Regions from separate parts of the Homo sapiens genome. Here region 2 is linked to region 1. A link is a loop called in an ENCODE intact Hi-C map of the cell type or tissue named here. Cell type or tissue: ascending aorta. All regions are shown on one strand. Region 1 overlaps NPAS2 (neuronal PAS domain protein 2). Region 2 overlaps NPAS2 (neuronal PAS domain protein 2).

Region 1 (8,000 bases):
TGCAAGTAAAGGAAAGTGATTGCTTTGTTTTTTGCTTTAATCCAAGTTTTGCTCCAACAACTCTACTTCCCCAAAAAACGTACCATGAATTTTCTGCTTTATTTTGAATATGAAATCACAGAGATGAGTGAGATCCTGGCATGATCCTCATTGTGTTTAAGCAGGTTGTGCGGAGTAGGCCTTCATCTTATGAAAAAGGCGAGCTGAAGCAGGCTCTCCCGGTATTTGGAGGCTGCATTTCTGCTGACTTATCCTTTCCAGGGCCCAGATTTGACAATTCTGTAATTCCACAGTGGACAGAGCCCGGCATAAATGTCAGGCTGATGAACTTGATCCCAGCTGTCCTATTTAACAGCTGTCCTGCTTCTCGGTGGCAATGACCTAGTTTGAGTAATTTGCACAAAATATCTTGGCAATCAAACCAACCTGCTATTTCACTTGGCTAAATCATTATTTAGGAAATATAACCATTTGATTAAATTATCAGGGCAATCAAATACTGCTGTAACACTTCGTTCCAATCCTGCTTGATTGGTCTTTCCTGACTTTTAACAAAAGCAATTAACATGTTCTTTACTCTCTCCTGGGCAGCTTTGGAAAAAATAATATGAGGATATATCATCACTGTCACATTTTTAATAGGTATATATGATCATCAAAGAAATAATAAAAGACTAAGAAGTATAATGAAACTTTCTGATGTCCCAGCCGCACCCTCTTTTATGAAATCATCTTGTCTAGGAAAATGTTCAGTGGAAGAGACACATCACTGCCTGCATGGAAGAACTGTAATTATTTCCTCACTAATTCTGACATTTCTGACTTATTATGTTTGGTGTCATGATTAAAGAAAAAAGAATTCTGCTCTTCCTGCTTGCTAATAGGTTCTGAGCCCTCTTAACTATTCTGTGACTTTTTGTAACATCCTGGGTGACTGGCAGGGTAGGTGTGACCACACACTAACAGGTAAAAGTGTTTGAAGGAGAGGAAAAGGGAGAGAGAATGATTTGAGAAAGATGTGAGCTCAAGGATGAGTTCAAGTGGCATATGCAGGTGATCGTGTGATGGAATACTATACACTAATGAAAGGGAACTAGCAATAGCATGGGAAGAATGGGAGGAATCTCATAAACATCATGTGTATAATTCATGGTTCCATCTGAATAAGGTTCCAACAGGCAAAAGCAACCTATGGGGTTAGAAGTCAGCACAGAGGTTCCTTCTTTTGGGAAAGCAGAGGAAGACAGGAAGGAGCTTCTATTTCTTGACCTGGGTCGTTGGTTCCCTGGCTGTGTCTGCTTTGTGATAATTAATTCAACTGTACAGTTATGATTTGTATATTCTCTGTATGTGTTACTTTTATAAAGTATTACAAAGTTAGAAAAAGAATGGAGTGCCAGGATAACTGGAAATCCACATGCAAAAGGATGAATTTTCATAGCCCACCTTACGACATCTACAAAAACGAACACAAAATGGATCAAATATCTATGCTTAACCTACAGTTTAAAATTATAAACCTTTTAGGCTGGGCGTGGTGGCTCACACCTGCAATCCCAGCACTTTGGGAGGCCGGGGCGGGTGAATCACGAGGTCAGGAGATTGAGACTATCCTGGCTAACATGGTGAAACCCCTTCTCTACTAAAAATAGAAAAAATTAGCCGGGTGTGGTGGCACCTCTAGTCCCAGCTACTCAGGAGGCTGAGGCAGGAGAATGGTGTGAACCCTGGAGGCGGAGCTTGCAGTGAGCCTAGATCACGCCGCTGCACTCCAGTCTTGGTGACAGAACAAGACTGTCTCAAAAAAAAAAAAAAAAAGAAAGAAAAAAAGAAAAAAGGTTATAAACCTTTTAGAAGAAAACATAGATATAAATCTTCATTACCTTAGATTAGGCAATGATTTCTTAGATAGAATGCCTCAAGCACAAGTAGTCAAAAGAAAAAAATAAATTTGACATTAACTGATTAAAATTTAAAACCTTCGTGTGTCAAAGAGTATCACTTGAAAAGTAAAAAGACAATCCACAGAATGGGGGAAGATATTTTCGAATTCTATACCAGATAAGGGTCTAGTATCTAGAATACATGGAGAACTCTTACCACTCCAGCATAAAAAGAAAAATCAATGATTTAAAAAGGGGCCATGGATTTGGACATCTCTCCAAAGAAGATACACAAATAGCCAATAAGTACATGAAAAGATCACGAAAAGGAAAACATGATCAGTTATTGGGAAATTCAAATCAAAGTCACATAAGATATCACTTCATACCCACTAGGGAGATTATATTAATAATAGTCATAATAAAAGAAGACAGTAATAAGTGTTGCCAAGGATGTGGAGAAATTGGAACCCTCATACATTGCTGCTGGGAATATAAATAGGTACAAGCCACCTTGGAAAACAGTTTGGCAGTTCCTCAGAAAGCTAAACACTACCATTTAATGCAGCAATTCCCCTCCTAGGAATACAAACAAAAGAAGTGAAAACATATATCAACTCAAAAATTTGTACATGAATGTTCACAGCAGCATCATTCATAATTTCCAAAAATTGTAAACAACCCAAATATCCATCAACTGATGAATGGTTAATCAAAATATGATATTAATATATCCATACAATGGAATATTGTTGGTCCATGAAACGGAATGAAGTACTCACACATGCTAAAACACAGATGCTACGTGAAAGAAGCCAGATACAAAAAGACCACATACCGTATGATTCTACTTGTATAAAATGCCTAGAATAGGGGAATTGATGGAGACAGAAAACAGATTCGTGGTTGCCAGGATCTGGAGGGAGGGGGAAGAATGGGAAATGATGGCTAATGGATACAGGGTTTCTTTTTTGGCATGATGAAATTAGAGAGTGGTGATGGTTACACCACCTTGTGAATATACTGAAGACCACTGCACTCTACACTTTAAAATGGTGAATTTTATGGTATAAACATTATATCTCAATAAAAACAGAATGAATGTGACATTAAGAAAATAAATTCTTTTCAATGTATTTTTTCATGATGTAGCGCAAAAGACCAAAGAGTTCGAGGGCAGTGGCAGAGAGGGATGAAAAGGCCCACATAGTCTGATCCCACAGGAAGTGAGTATTCAGCCACTGCATCTGTTCAGCATTGAATAAAAGACACTTGTTCCAGGGATTTTTGATCAAGATGTTGTCACTGTGAATGCCACGCTGCTTCGGCTGGGTGCTACCTGTGAGGTTGTTTTGGATTCTCTCGTCTGGCTTATAATGCAATTGGGAGGTGTGTGCCCTCTCCCCACCCAGCCAGAGACGGGCTGATAGAGGGTGGAGTGTCTTTACAATGGGAAGCCCTCGACCGGTAAGGCTGGGCCTGGCTGGGGAGACAAAACCAACCAGGCAGCCCAGATTGGTGAAGTCATCACCACATGGACGGGGCAGGGTGGAAAAAAAACAGAGAGAAGGGTGACCTTTACCATTGTGTTTCTGCAAAAATCCGATGACCTTTTCCAACACGGTGGTTTTGTCCATTTTCCGCGTGTTGCCAGGGAGCATGGAACTGAGCTCTTTGATGAGAACATTGAACTGGTCCCGACGCTTCTTCTCAGACTTGTTTCGAGAAGCTCTGTAAACACAAAACGAGCAGGTTACTGGAACATTCCACGTCACAAAGGCTTTGTGATGAAACAAAAGCACTTTCTATTAGAGCACATTCTATTGTGATCATCTATCTTATCAAAAAACTCTTTCAGGAAGGTCACGCTGGCCACATTTCCAAGGCAGGAGGATAGAAAATGTTTTGCTAGACTCTTGGCCACAAAGACAGACAGCATTAATAACCAGTAAGTTCTGACTCAGACGCAAAATCTGACAGATTAGCTCTGAGGCCGGATGCTGCTCATTCGGATCTCATAGAGCTTTCACTTTCAGAGAGCAAAGGACACACTGCTGACTGAGATGGCTGTGCTCGGAGAGCCCTTCCTAAGACTCAAACCAAGTCCCCTTCAATCCAGAACACCCAGCCTGGTTCCAGGGCCCACGGGGTGGCCAGGTATCCCGTGTGCCACCAGTGCATATGTCCTGGCCCCTGCTCCAAAGAGCTCATCGCCCTGTTGGGGGAGGCAAGACACACCCTGCCTACAACAGCCAGGGCTGTACAGACCCAGGGCAGAGGTATGACAGGTACTGCACCATGGCTGTCAAGCTGCTAAGAGCAGACGAACACTTTTTAAAATGACATGGAGGAAAGTTAAACACATATTACTAAGTTGGAGAAGCCAGTCTGAAAAAGCTACACACTGTATGATAGCAAGTATATGACATTCTGGAAAATGCAAAACTACAGAGACAGCACAAAGATCAGTGGTTGCTAGGGGTTAGGAGGGATGAACAGAGGATTTTTAGGGCAGTGAATCCACTCTGTATGACACCATACTGGTGGATGTGTGTCAACACATTTGTCTAGACTTGGAGAATGTACAACACAAGAGTGTGCCTTGATGTTAACTCTGAATGGTAACAATGTATCAGTGTAAGCTTATCAGCTATAACTAATGCACCACTCTGGTGGGGGATGCTGATAATGGGGGAGGCTGAGTGTGTCTAGGGAGGGCTCAGGGGGATATGGGAACGCTCTGTGTCTTTCACTCAGTTTGTCTGTGAGCCTAAAAATGCTCCAAAAAATAAAGTCTATTTTAAATAAGTGACACCCTGTGCTGCACACTTATAGGAGAGATCAAAGGGAAGCTGCTTGGTTAGAGAGGAGGGGCCTCCCCCAAGCCACCCAAGCACCTCTGAGGACCCTGAGATCCTCAGGAACTTGAGTAGGGAATCGTGGCTCTCAGGAATGCTCTAATTAACAACGAACAAGGAACACGTGATGCAAAAAGCCCTCCTGAAAAGTCCGGAAGCAGTGCTACTCGAGGGGCCTCCATCTTCAATGACACGCCACAGGCCCTTCATCAACAATCCACGTATTTGAAGGTGATCCAGGGCTGAGAAAGCTGGCTCACTCCTCCCCAGTTCACTGAAGACAGACTTGTTCCAGAAGTCAACTCTCTGAGAGAGAACAGGGGCCCCAGAGGCCAGGCCCATAAAACATTGCTGCTTTTCCAGGCACCTTGGGCCCGGGGTCATGGTTCTCAGGGGAGCAAATCCTTCACCAGGAGGCTCCTGGCCAATGTGTGGTCAGGACAGAGTGTGCTGCTGGATTCTGATTCACCTCCCTTGGAGCAGGTGTAAGTATCTATAGGTAACAGTATCAATAAACAGCCCTTGGACACAAAAGGACGTATTTCCAAAACCCTTTCCCTAGACATCACGAGGACCATAACCACTCAGTTTGCCCCTGCCTAATTGCACACAACCTGCCTTTATTTCAACACACATGTTCACAACCCATCTTTTACCGGTCCTATCTCAGTTTAGGCTGTTTCCTGATAACATTTGGGCAATTCTTCAAAGCTCAGCTAACGTGTGTGGTCACTACCCTTTACCTAGGGGTCTTTTCCTGCCTCTCCCCTCCTCCCTGTCTGTTCTTGGCCTTCTACAAAGGCCCTGTCCCTCGCCGAGCCACTCTCTTTACCTGCACTCTCTCACATCACACACTAACTGCAGGCGTGGCAGCAAGATGTTGCGGAGTCTTGTTGCTAGTCCAGGCTAAAAGACCATGTTCAAACACATGGGAGAGAAGAAAGGAATCCTTTAACTTTCAGAGTGAATGTCTATGCATTATAAATAATTTTTTGGCCTAGATTTTAAAGAGTGACATGCAACCTCCTTAGCCAAAAAAAGCTCTGTTCCTGTCCTAGTTTGCCCATTATAAATTATTTGTGAGCTGATAACACCCAGCTCATTACTGCTCTGTTCTCGTCTTCAATGGGTGTAATGACGACCAACATGGCCTGGTAGCAACTCCGACGAAGGCTCCTATCGTTAGTGACAGAGACACAAGCTTGTTTCCATCCGCCTCCGGCTGGGACACACTGTGGTGTCCACTGGAAACTGGTCGCTGTCAGCTGGTTCCACTGCTATCAGGCAAGAGAAAGAAAATGAGCCTGGAATGACCTTATTTCCAAAAAGAAGGTCCTCTCGGCAGGCCCCGAGACCACCACACACAGACACTGGGACGAAGGTTTTGAAAGACACTCCAACAACCCCAACAACCAGGCTTTGGGTTTTTGTTTTTGAGACAGAGTCTCACTCTTGTTGCCCAGGCTGGAGTGCAGTGACGCGATCTCAGCTCACTACAACCTCCACCTCCCGGGTTCAAGGGATTCTCCTGCCTCAGCGTCCCAAGAAGCTGGGATTACAGGCATGCACCACCACACCCGGCTAATTTTTGTATTTTTTAGGAGAGACAGGGTTTCACCATGTTGACCAGGCTGGTCTCGAACTCCTGACCTCAGGTGATCCACCAGCCTCGGCCTCCACAAATGTGCTGGGATTACAGGCATGAGCCACCATGCCTGGCCAGGCTTTGGAGTTATAAGGCATTTTTTAAATTCAATAAAATTCATCCATTTTAGTGCATAGTTTGGTGTATTAGTTGGGTAACTACCACCAAAATCAAGATAAACAACAGTTCCTTCATCCTAAAGAGGTTTCTCCTGTGTCTTTGTGATTGATCCGCCCACCCCCAGCCATAGCCACAGGCAACCAACCACTGATCTGCTGGTAGTGTAGTTTCACCTGGTCTAGAATTTAACAGACCTGGAATCAGAGTATACAGTCTTTTTGATTTAGCATGACATTTTTGAGTTGCATCATGTTGCTGCACATATTAACACCCCATTCCTTTTTCCTGATGACTAGCATTCCTGTGTATGAATATGCCACAACATCTGGTTCATTTCCAGTTCAGGGGTAATAAGAATAATGCCGTTCTGAACACTCATGTACAGATCTGTGTGTAGATATAGGCATTCATTTCTCTTGGGTGAATACAGAGGCATGGAATTGCTGGGTCATCTGCTAAGCGTATGTTTAACCTGATAAGACACGGCTGCACTGACATACAGTGCATTGAAATGTTTAGCCGTTGAAATGTTACCTTACTGCGGCTTGGATTTGCATTTTCCTAGTGACTAGTAATGTCGAACATCTTTTTACATGCTTAATGGCCATTTATGTATCTTATTTTGTGAGGCGTTTGTTCAAATCTTCTGCCTATTTTCCAGTTGGGCTGTTTGTCATCATCTTATTGAGTTTAAGAAAGAGAGAGTAAGAGAGAGACCAAGGGAGGGAGGAAGGGAAGGTATGTGTGTGTTTTAAATATACATGGATATTGATTTTTGAATGTGGGGCTCAAAAACCCCAAGTTATCTGGTTCTGAAGCGTCCATCATCGGGCATCTTGGGGAGTTTGGGTCTGGTTACACAAGGAATATTTGCTGGGCACTTACTATGTATGTAACGGGCACCATGTTAAGAGCTTTACATCCATTCATTCCTTCAATTCTCATGGCAACCCTTTAAGGCAGGTACTATTGCATTTCCATTCCAAGGGGAAGGAGCGAGGCACTGAGAGGCTGTGTAACTCACCACCATCACAGGTCTGGGAAGTGGTGCCACAGGCTGGCTCCAGTGCCCACGCTGTGAGGCCGTGCACCCTCCTGCCACTTCCTACAGCTCCCTCCAAATCACTGTGGCGGGATCTGTTATGGACCTACGGACCCAGTGTTCTGGGAACACAGAACTGAGAGTGACTAATTCTGGCTGCTTGAGTTTATAGCACAAAAACTAAGCACACCGTGCAGAGAAACAGTGCCACACACTAACAGGAGGCTGGTGTTTGTGTTCCCCGTTGGGGAAGGGTACTGCGGGAAATCAAGGGAAGACTGCGACCTTCGCTTCAGCTCCTAGGAGGAGTGGCCTTTCCCACTGTCGTGGTCACCTGTGGTGTTAGGATTGCTGTTCACCAAATATTTCCAGTTTGTCTTCTGGAGAGAGCAGGATTGTGCTTCCCTGCCCCTTCGCTTGGCCAAGAACACGTACGCACAAGTGCCATGTGT
Region 2 (8,000 bases), 47 kb after region 1:
GCTGAACAAACCAGCGATTGTTCAGAAGATAAAATGAGGAAAAGCACCTCGAAGTGTCTTGTAAATAAAGATCGACAGCAGCACTTTTTTTTTTTTTGAGATGAAGTCTCACTCTGTGGCCCAGGCTGGAGTGCAGTGCTGTGATCTCAGCTCACCGCAACCTCCGCCTCCTGGGTTCAAGTGATTCTCCTGCCTCAGCCTTCCGAGTAGCTGGGATTACAGGCACCTGCCACCACGCCTGACTAATTTTTGTATTTTTACTAGAGATGGGGTTTCGCCACGTTGGCCAGCCTGGTCTCAAACTCCTGGCCTCAAGTGATCTGCCTGCCTTGGCCTCCCAAAGTGCTGGGAGCACAGGGGTGAGCCCCCATGCCCCGGCCCAGCAGCACTTCTGAAACTCAGATGGGCACACAGGTCCCCTGGGATCTTGCTAAAGTATGGATTCTGACTGGGCGGGGGTGGGGAGGGGAGACGCTGCATTCCCAGCCAGCTTCCAGGTGAGGCGGATGCTGTGGGTACACCACTCACACTGAACAGTGATGATCCTAGGCTCGCAGGCACCACAGTCATTAAAACAGAAATCCCTGTTGGGGCCGAGGTAGGATGGGAGGGACACAAAAGGTCATCTGTTTCCACCTAAAGCTAAGACACCAGGGGCCTTTGTCCGGATGCCCAGTCCACACCTTAGGCCAACAGCGTCAGCATCCCTGGGGTGGGGCCCAAGTGTGGCTTTCTTGTGCCACCAAGTGAATCCCACGTGTCCTCGGGGTGAGAACTGCTGCTCTCGGGGTTGAGTGCAGCACCCGACAGGCACTCTACAGTCCCCTGCACTTGCTGCTTTCTTGGGCGGCCTCTTCAATTTCCTACTAGTTGTATTTATGAGTCAGTTTTTCCTGCTGAGCAAAAATACTGCTCTCCCTCCTCCCTGCTGTGCTCCTGGAGCTTCTACTCATTTCCTCTTGCCATATGTCCAGGGGTCACACAGAATGACAGCCCTCAGATTATTGTTTAAATTGAGGTAAAATTCACATAACATAGAATTAACCATTTAAAAATGTACAATTCAGTGGTGTTCACTGCATTCATAATGTTGTGCAACTACCACCTTTCTCTGGATTCAAAACCTTCTTATTTCCTCAGAGAAACAGCCTGTACCCACTGAGCTATGCTCTCACTCCCACCTCCCCCAATTCCCTGTCTCAAGGGATTTTCTTTTTCTGGATATTCACAGAGAGGGACTATACAACCTTTTGCCATGGCGTCTTTCATTTAGCATAATGCTTTCGAGGTCCCTCCACATTCGGGCATATTTCAGAATTTGCTTCCTCTTTAAGACTGAATAATATTCCTATATATATACATATGGTACCACATTTTCTTCATTCATCCACTGATGGGTGCTTGGGTCGCTTCCATATTTTGGCTATTATGAATAACGCTGCTGTGAACATTGTTCATAAGTTAACATAAGTTTCTGCAGGGACATATGTTTTCATTTCTCTTGGGTATAGACCAAGGAGTGGAACTGCTGGGTCATATGGTAATTCTATGTTTTAACGGTTTGAGGAGCCACCAAACTGTTTTCCACAGCGGCTGCACCAGTTTACATTCCTACCAGCCATGTATGAGTGTTCCAATCTCTCCATATGCTCACCAACACTTGTTATTTTCTATTTCAAAAGAATTCTTTTAAATTAAAGCCATCCGAGGGATGCAGTTGGCCTTCAGATATTGGAGCAGAGTGATCTTGTCCCCCCCAGAGGTCCCCCATTTCAGGCCAAATATCTTCAGTTGCTCCCCACTTCTTGACTGTCAAAGACACCCTGAAATGTGGTTTTCAGAAGTGGGCCCGGTGTCCCTGTGTGGAGGGACCAGCCCTCAGCCGTGCAGGCCACCAGTGGCCAACCCCAGAGCTGACTCTCCTGACCACTGATTCGGAGCCTCTCTCCTTGAGTGGCTGCTAGGACACATCTTGTCCCTTGTTGATGGTTGTTTTTTAACCTAAAAAAGTGAAATCCTTTTGCAAAGAACACAGCACCATATCCAGTGTGAAGCACGATATTAAGAAAGGCCTGGCCACAGTGAGCACTGTCTCTAAAAAGGGAATCAGGAGGTCCTGCCATTTCCCACAACATGGTCGGGCCTGGAGGACATTATGCTAAGCAAAGTAAGTCAGACACAGAAAGAAAAATACTGCATGATCTCACTTACATGCGGAATTAAAAAAACAGAGATAAGAGAAGAAAATAGTGGTTACCAGGGGTTTGGGACGGATGGAAGGAAGGGAGAGAGAAAAGGAGGAAGTAGAGTTCAAAGGATACAAAGTAGCAGGTGAGGGGGGGTCAGCAAGGCTAGAGTAACATGAGGATTGTAGTTAATAACATTGTAGTGCATTAGGAACTGTTGTTAAATAAGTATATTTTTAGCTCCTCTTGTCACACAAAAAAGTAACTGTAACATGATGGATATGTTAACTTGCTTCACTATAGTAACCCGTTTCCTGTCTATACATATCCCGTAATACGTTGTAAACCCTAAATACAATAACATTTATCTTAAAATATAATTATCAATGAAGCAAATGATTCATGTTTAGCAACATGTGCCCTGGAGATCTATTGCACCTTCATGAAAATATTTAGAAGGCTTTTTTTTTTTTTCTTTTTTTTTGAGACAGAGTCTCGCTCTGTCGCCCAGGCTGGAACACAGTGGTGCGATCTCCGCTCACTGCAACCTCCCAGGTTCAAGTGATTCTCCTGCCTCAGCCTACCAAGTAGCTGAGATTACATTGTATGCCACCATGCCTGGCTAATTTTTGTATTTTTAGTAGAGATGGGGGTTTCACCATGTTGGCGAGGCTGGTCTTGAACTCCTGACCTCAAGTGATCCACCCGCCTCAGCCTCCCAAAGTGCTGGGATTACAGGCATGAACCACCGTGCCTGGCCAGAAGGCATTTTCTTTTAAATAATTTACAGTGTCTTTAAAAAAATTAGCGGTGAACGTTTAAAACCCAGGTTATATTATTTGGACTCAGATGAATTTCAAACAAGTAAACATCTCTCCCTTATAGTTGGGTATCAGTGAGAATCTACAAAATCAATGCCACCAAAATTAGAAAACTTTTTTTGAAACAAAACCGCAAAGTTACCTTGATTCTGTTAGCAGATAGCTGAAAGTGTATATTCTTACTGAACTTAATGTACCACACACGGCCATTTCAGTTGACGGTTAAAACCAGGTGTTCCTTTAGAAGAACAAACAAAGTAGCCAAATCTCTCCATGCCTTTTCTTCTTGCTTCAATGTCACAGAGGGAGCTATTCTCCAGCTTGTTGCTGTGGGTCTTTCTCATGTCCTTGTCCAACGCTGGAAAGAGGAACTGCTGGTTTTCCAGGTCCTCAGCTGCTTCCAAAGAAGGACATTCCGTTGTGGGTGACAGTCTCCTCCTGGCCTGCAGAGCCCTTGCTTAGGCAGAAATGTCAGGGAATGCTGCTTGCCTCACTCCTGGCTCCCTCCCGAGCTCCTCGGACAGTCCTCTATATTTTTTTGCCTTCTGCCCAGCTTTCCCTAGCATCTGGAGCCAGGGCCACTGCTCCTTGCACGGCCACACGCACTGACCTGGTCCCTGGAGGCTGTCTTCTGTCACAGGCTGCTTGTCTCAGCTGCTGCCAAACAACCTTCCGTGGACATAGGGGAATGCTGACTCGTCACCACTTTTTGCAATCACGGCAGGTCCACGGGGCCTACAAAGAACAGCACTCTGGTATTAGCTATACCACACGTAACTGATAAATTCTGCAGGCCCCAGACTATAAGTTTCCAGCACTTTTTATGTAGTGTTTCAGCCATGTTTACTGTTTGATAATTTCATTTTACTTGGTCCCTGGTATTGTACAAGAGAAGGTCCTTGGCATTCTTACAAGGCAGTATGTGAAATGAAATAAAAAGGATGCACCGGCTGAAGACACGGCTGCACTTGAGCCAAATGATGGGGTTCCCTAAGAGGGATGCCAAGCCAAGCTGCTTCGGTGATGAGTCACGCCATATTCAATTGACCAATGAAGGTTGGAACAGTAATCACAGGGTGCAAAAACATATCAGAAAATGCACATGGTGCTGTGTAAAATGGGTGCTATGACACTCACAGGATACTCTCAAGTGACAAGGTCCCCCGTGAAAACCCTTGGGGCTGTGAGCCCACCTGAGGGGAGGGGAGGCTGAAGGCTGCTTGGCCAATGCTTGCATGGCTCCAACTGTAAAGAAAAACAATCTTTAGAAGCAACTCTTCCAGAAAGCTCTCTTATTTCAACCATTTCTTTTTTTTTTTTTTTTTTTTTTGAGACGGAGTCTCACTCTAGTGGCGCGATCTCGGCTCACTGCAAGCTCCGCCTCCCAGGTTCATGCCATTCTTCTGCCTCAGCCTCCAGAGTAGCTGGGACTACAGGCACCTGCCACCACGCCTGGCTAATTTTTTTGTATTTTTAGTAGAGGCGGGGTTTCACTGTGTTAGCCAGGATGGTCTTGATCTCCTGACCTCGTGATCCGCCTGCCTCAGCCTCCCAAGTGCTGGGATTACAGGCATAAGCCACTGCGCCCAGCCTATTTCAATCATTTCAAATACAGCAATTCCCAGGAGGAGATCACACTGCCCTGACTGCCTCAGCAGAGTCAACTGAACATAACCATCAGCTCTCTTTGGTGGCTTGGTCATCAGGAGGAACTTGATCCATGACGTTGATGGAGAGGGCCCCGAGGAGGGTGACTGTGGGCTCCAGAGTCAGGTGCCCTGTGAAATGCCAAACCTCTTTGGTTCTTCTACCAGTTTTCTGTCATGTTTCTGTCCTTTTTCTGGTCCATGGGAGTCACCTGCATCTCCTGGTGGCTGCAGCTCTTGTTCTTTGCAGCATTTCTTGAACCCTGAGTGCTTAAGGGCAGACGTCCACCTCCACATGTCTTTGTTAAGAGTCGGGGAGTGCTCTCTGCCTTCCCTAGGAGCTTGGTGTGCATGGCTCCGGGACCTGTTTTCCAGACAGGCGAGATGCCCAAACAGATGGGATTAGGCCTGAGCCACCATAACATGCACGCTCCTGCCACCAACAGCAACAAGCAGAAGGGATCTGAAAGACTCCCCTTGCCACCAACCACACACCAGGCCCACATCTAAGCTCTTCATGAGTCACCACTGACGGGGAATCACTGATTTAAGGCTATAGTCTCCAAATACAGCTGGGCAGCAGAATTATTTGGAAAGCAACTAAAATACAGATTCCTGGGCCCCTAGGGCAGCTGGAAATTCTGACATATGGCCAAATGGAAAGGCCAGGTCCGAAAGGAAGAGACAGATACCTCGTTCTACGTTCTCCTGAAGCCCTCTTAGGAGACGTGGGAAGCAGCACCACTGACAGTCACGAGGGTGATGGGGCCCTGAGCAGCAGGCGTGGGGACCAGGTCATCACTGAATTTCTCCACGCAATGCGTTCTGGCCCCACAAAATGATACCAGCCACACGCCTTGGTTCAGGAGTTGTGAATACCCTGTTCACCCTGGAGAAAGGTTGCTAAGCAAATCTGTGGCTCCCAGGTGTCACTACAAATACCAGCTACGGGGAAGAGAGGAACAGAACCAGAGAGGCCGCAAAGGAAGTCTCTGTCTGATGTCAGCTGCCTCTGAGAAGGCCTGCTCTCATTTACTCAAACAAAAAAAAATTAGAGTGGTAAAGGTAGAGAAAAGCAAATAATTCGATCCACTGGAGTGTAATGGGATAACAGGATTTATAGCATTTTTGAGGCTAAAAATAGCTTAAGAGCCCTCACTTCAGAACTCTGAGCACTTCACACGGTTTTAACCCATCCTCCCATTTCCCTTCTGTGCTAATATCACGTGGCTTGAAGTTTGCTTTCTGCGGTATTTGATTCCATGTGGGTGTTTTTTCCTCATCCGTCTCCCCTTTTGTTACTTCAAGGGAAAAATAACCCTGGGAAAGCTTTCATGCCGTCTGCCATTGTTCTGCGTTTAAGGAAAAAAGTGCATGCTGCTTAATCTGGGCCTCGGGACCAAGCAGGCTGGCAAATTCCAGAAACTTTAAATCTTTGTTAAAAATGCCAAAGTAAACGACCTTCGGTCTACAAAGCTAAGGGGAGGCAGCCCTGCCCGCGCCTTTCAAGCCTCGACAAGCTGCGCGTCCAGGAGCCGCGCTGTGTAGGAACCAGCTAAGGAAAGCGACTGTCTCATGCCAACACTGGGGCATCATGCTCACATCTGTGTGATCCCTACATGCTGTGTGTGTGTGTGTGTGTGTGTGTGTGTGTGTGTGTGTGTGTGTAAGCTTTTAATTTTTAAAAATTTTATTTTTAAAAATTGTGGTAAAATACATATAATTAAAAATTTACCATTTTAACTGTCTTTAAATGTACAGTTCAATGGCATTAAGTCCATTTGCACTATTGTGCAACCATCAGACAGAAACTGCACCCACTAAACACTAACTCCCCATTGCCTGCTTTCCCCAGCGTTTGGCAACCACCATTCTGCTTTTTGTATCTAGGAATCTGACAACTCTAAGTGACTCAGGTAGGTGGAATCATGCAGCATTTGTCCTTCTGTGACTGGCTTATGTCACTTAGCATAACGCCCATAAGGTTCATCCATGTTGTAGCATGCGTCAGAATTTCCTTCCTTTTCAAGGCTGAGTAATATTCCACTGTATTGTATGGATAGAGCACATGGGCTTAAGCTTTTCATCCTAAAAATGATAAAAATATCAACCTGTTGTATGTCTTGGATTCCACATTCATTTTCAATAAATAGAAACTTAATAGACAAATGATCCAGCATGAGGCCCACCACAGTCACCGGGGCCCATCCGTCTCCTTGGGTCCTTGGTGTGGGGCCTGGCATGAGAGCCCCTGGAATTCTAGGATAGGAGACAGCCTGGAGGAAACGGCCCCGGGTTCTGGGCATTCTCTGCCTTGGCCACATTTTGCAGGGCTGTGAGAACGCTTGCAGAAAACTGATGTTTACTTCATTTTTATCTTTTTTTTTGAGATGGAGTTTCACTCCTGTCCCCCAGGCTGGAGTGCAATGGTGTGATCTCAGCTCACTGCAACCTCCGCCTCCCGGGTTCAAGTGGTTCTCCTGCCCCAGCCTCCTGAGTAGCTGGGATTACAGGTGTGCGCCACCACACCTGGCTAATTTTTGTATTTTTAGTAGAGACAGGGTTTCACCATGCTGGTCAGGCTGGTCTCGAACTCCTGACCTCAAGTGATCTGTCCTCCTCAGCCTCCCAAAGTGCTAGGATTACAGGCATGAGCCACCGTGCCCAGCCCATTTTTATCTTTTTAAGTGGTAGTTGCTATATGAGAATTCTCAGCTTCTTGGGTAAAGCAGAGACTATGCCTCCACCTTGTACAAGGCAATGTGGGGTGCTCCGCATATGGCAAAATCAAACATGACCAATCGTTGTTCTGCTCCATCATGTGGGTTGTACTCCATTACTTTCCTCTACTTGCTCAACAATTAAGAGTTGGTTATATATACTTTGGGAGGCCGAGGCAGGCGGATTGCTTGAGGTCATGAGTTTGAGACCAGCCTGGCCAACATGGTAAAACCCTGTCTTTACTAAAGATAAAAAAATTAGCCAGGTGTGGTGGCATGCACCTGTAGTCCCAACTACTCAGAAGGCTGAGGCAGCTACACAGAAGGCTCGAACCCAGGTGGTGAAGGCTGCAGTGAGCCGAGATCACGCCACTGCACTCCAGCCTGGGCAACAAGAGCAAGACTCCATCTCAAAAAAAAACAAAAAACAAAAAAAAGAGTTGGTTATATATAAAACTGCCAGCTGAACAAAGGCTTCTAGAAGCCCCTCTTATTTTTCAGGTTGACCAAAATGGGAAGACATTTCTGTCTTTAAGCCTTTAAAGCTACAGACAGTTATGATGGGGAGGAACAGGGCAGGTATGATGCTCAGGTATGATAGCGGTTGGGATTTTGGAGCTTACTTGT

What was found. Peaks named below come from ENCODE experiments on the same cell type or tissue, not always from the same donor. Only the 100,000 strongest peaks of a DNase experiment are listed, where the experiment ranks them.
Region 2: it touches region 1 in a loop (2.1-fold over the local background); 3 of 110 quality-filtered maps call a loop at or near these places.

Annotation. Positions count from the first base shown.
Region 1 is chr2:100,920,760-100,928,759 of GRCh38, reverse strand. NPAS2 (neuronal PAS domain protein 2) reads right to left here. Exons shown (of 21, transcript NM_002518.4): 3 at 3,466-3,614. Among named protein-coding and RNA genes, the nearest start is that of NPAS2-AS1, 52 kb to the left of the region's middle. RefSeq lists enhancers at 3,742-3,811, 6,819-7,113 and a silencer at 6,819-7,113. In ascending aorta, no CTCF peak of the experiment used is centred here; a DNase peak (open chromatin) is centred at 3,879; H3K4me3 peaks cover 1,147 bases; H3K27ac peaks cover 2,532 bases.
Region 2 is chr2:100,873,783-100,881,782 of GRCh38, reverse strand. The region is part of intron 1 of NPAS2 (neuronal PAS domain protein 2); the gene reads right to left. Among named protein-coding and RNA genes, the nearest start is that of NPAS2, 58 kb to the right of the region's middle. In ascending aorta, no CTCF peak of the experiment used is centred here; a DNase peak (open chromatin) is centred at 3,592; H3K4me3 peaks cover 888 bases; H3K27ac peaks cover 3,574 bases.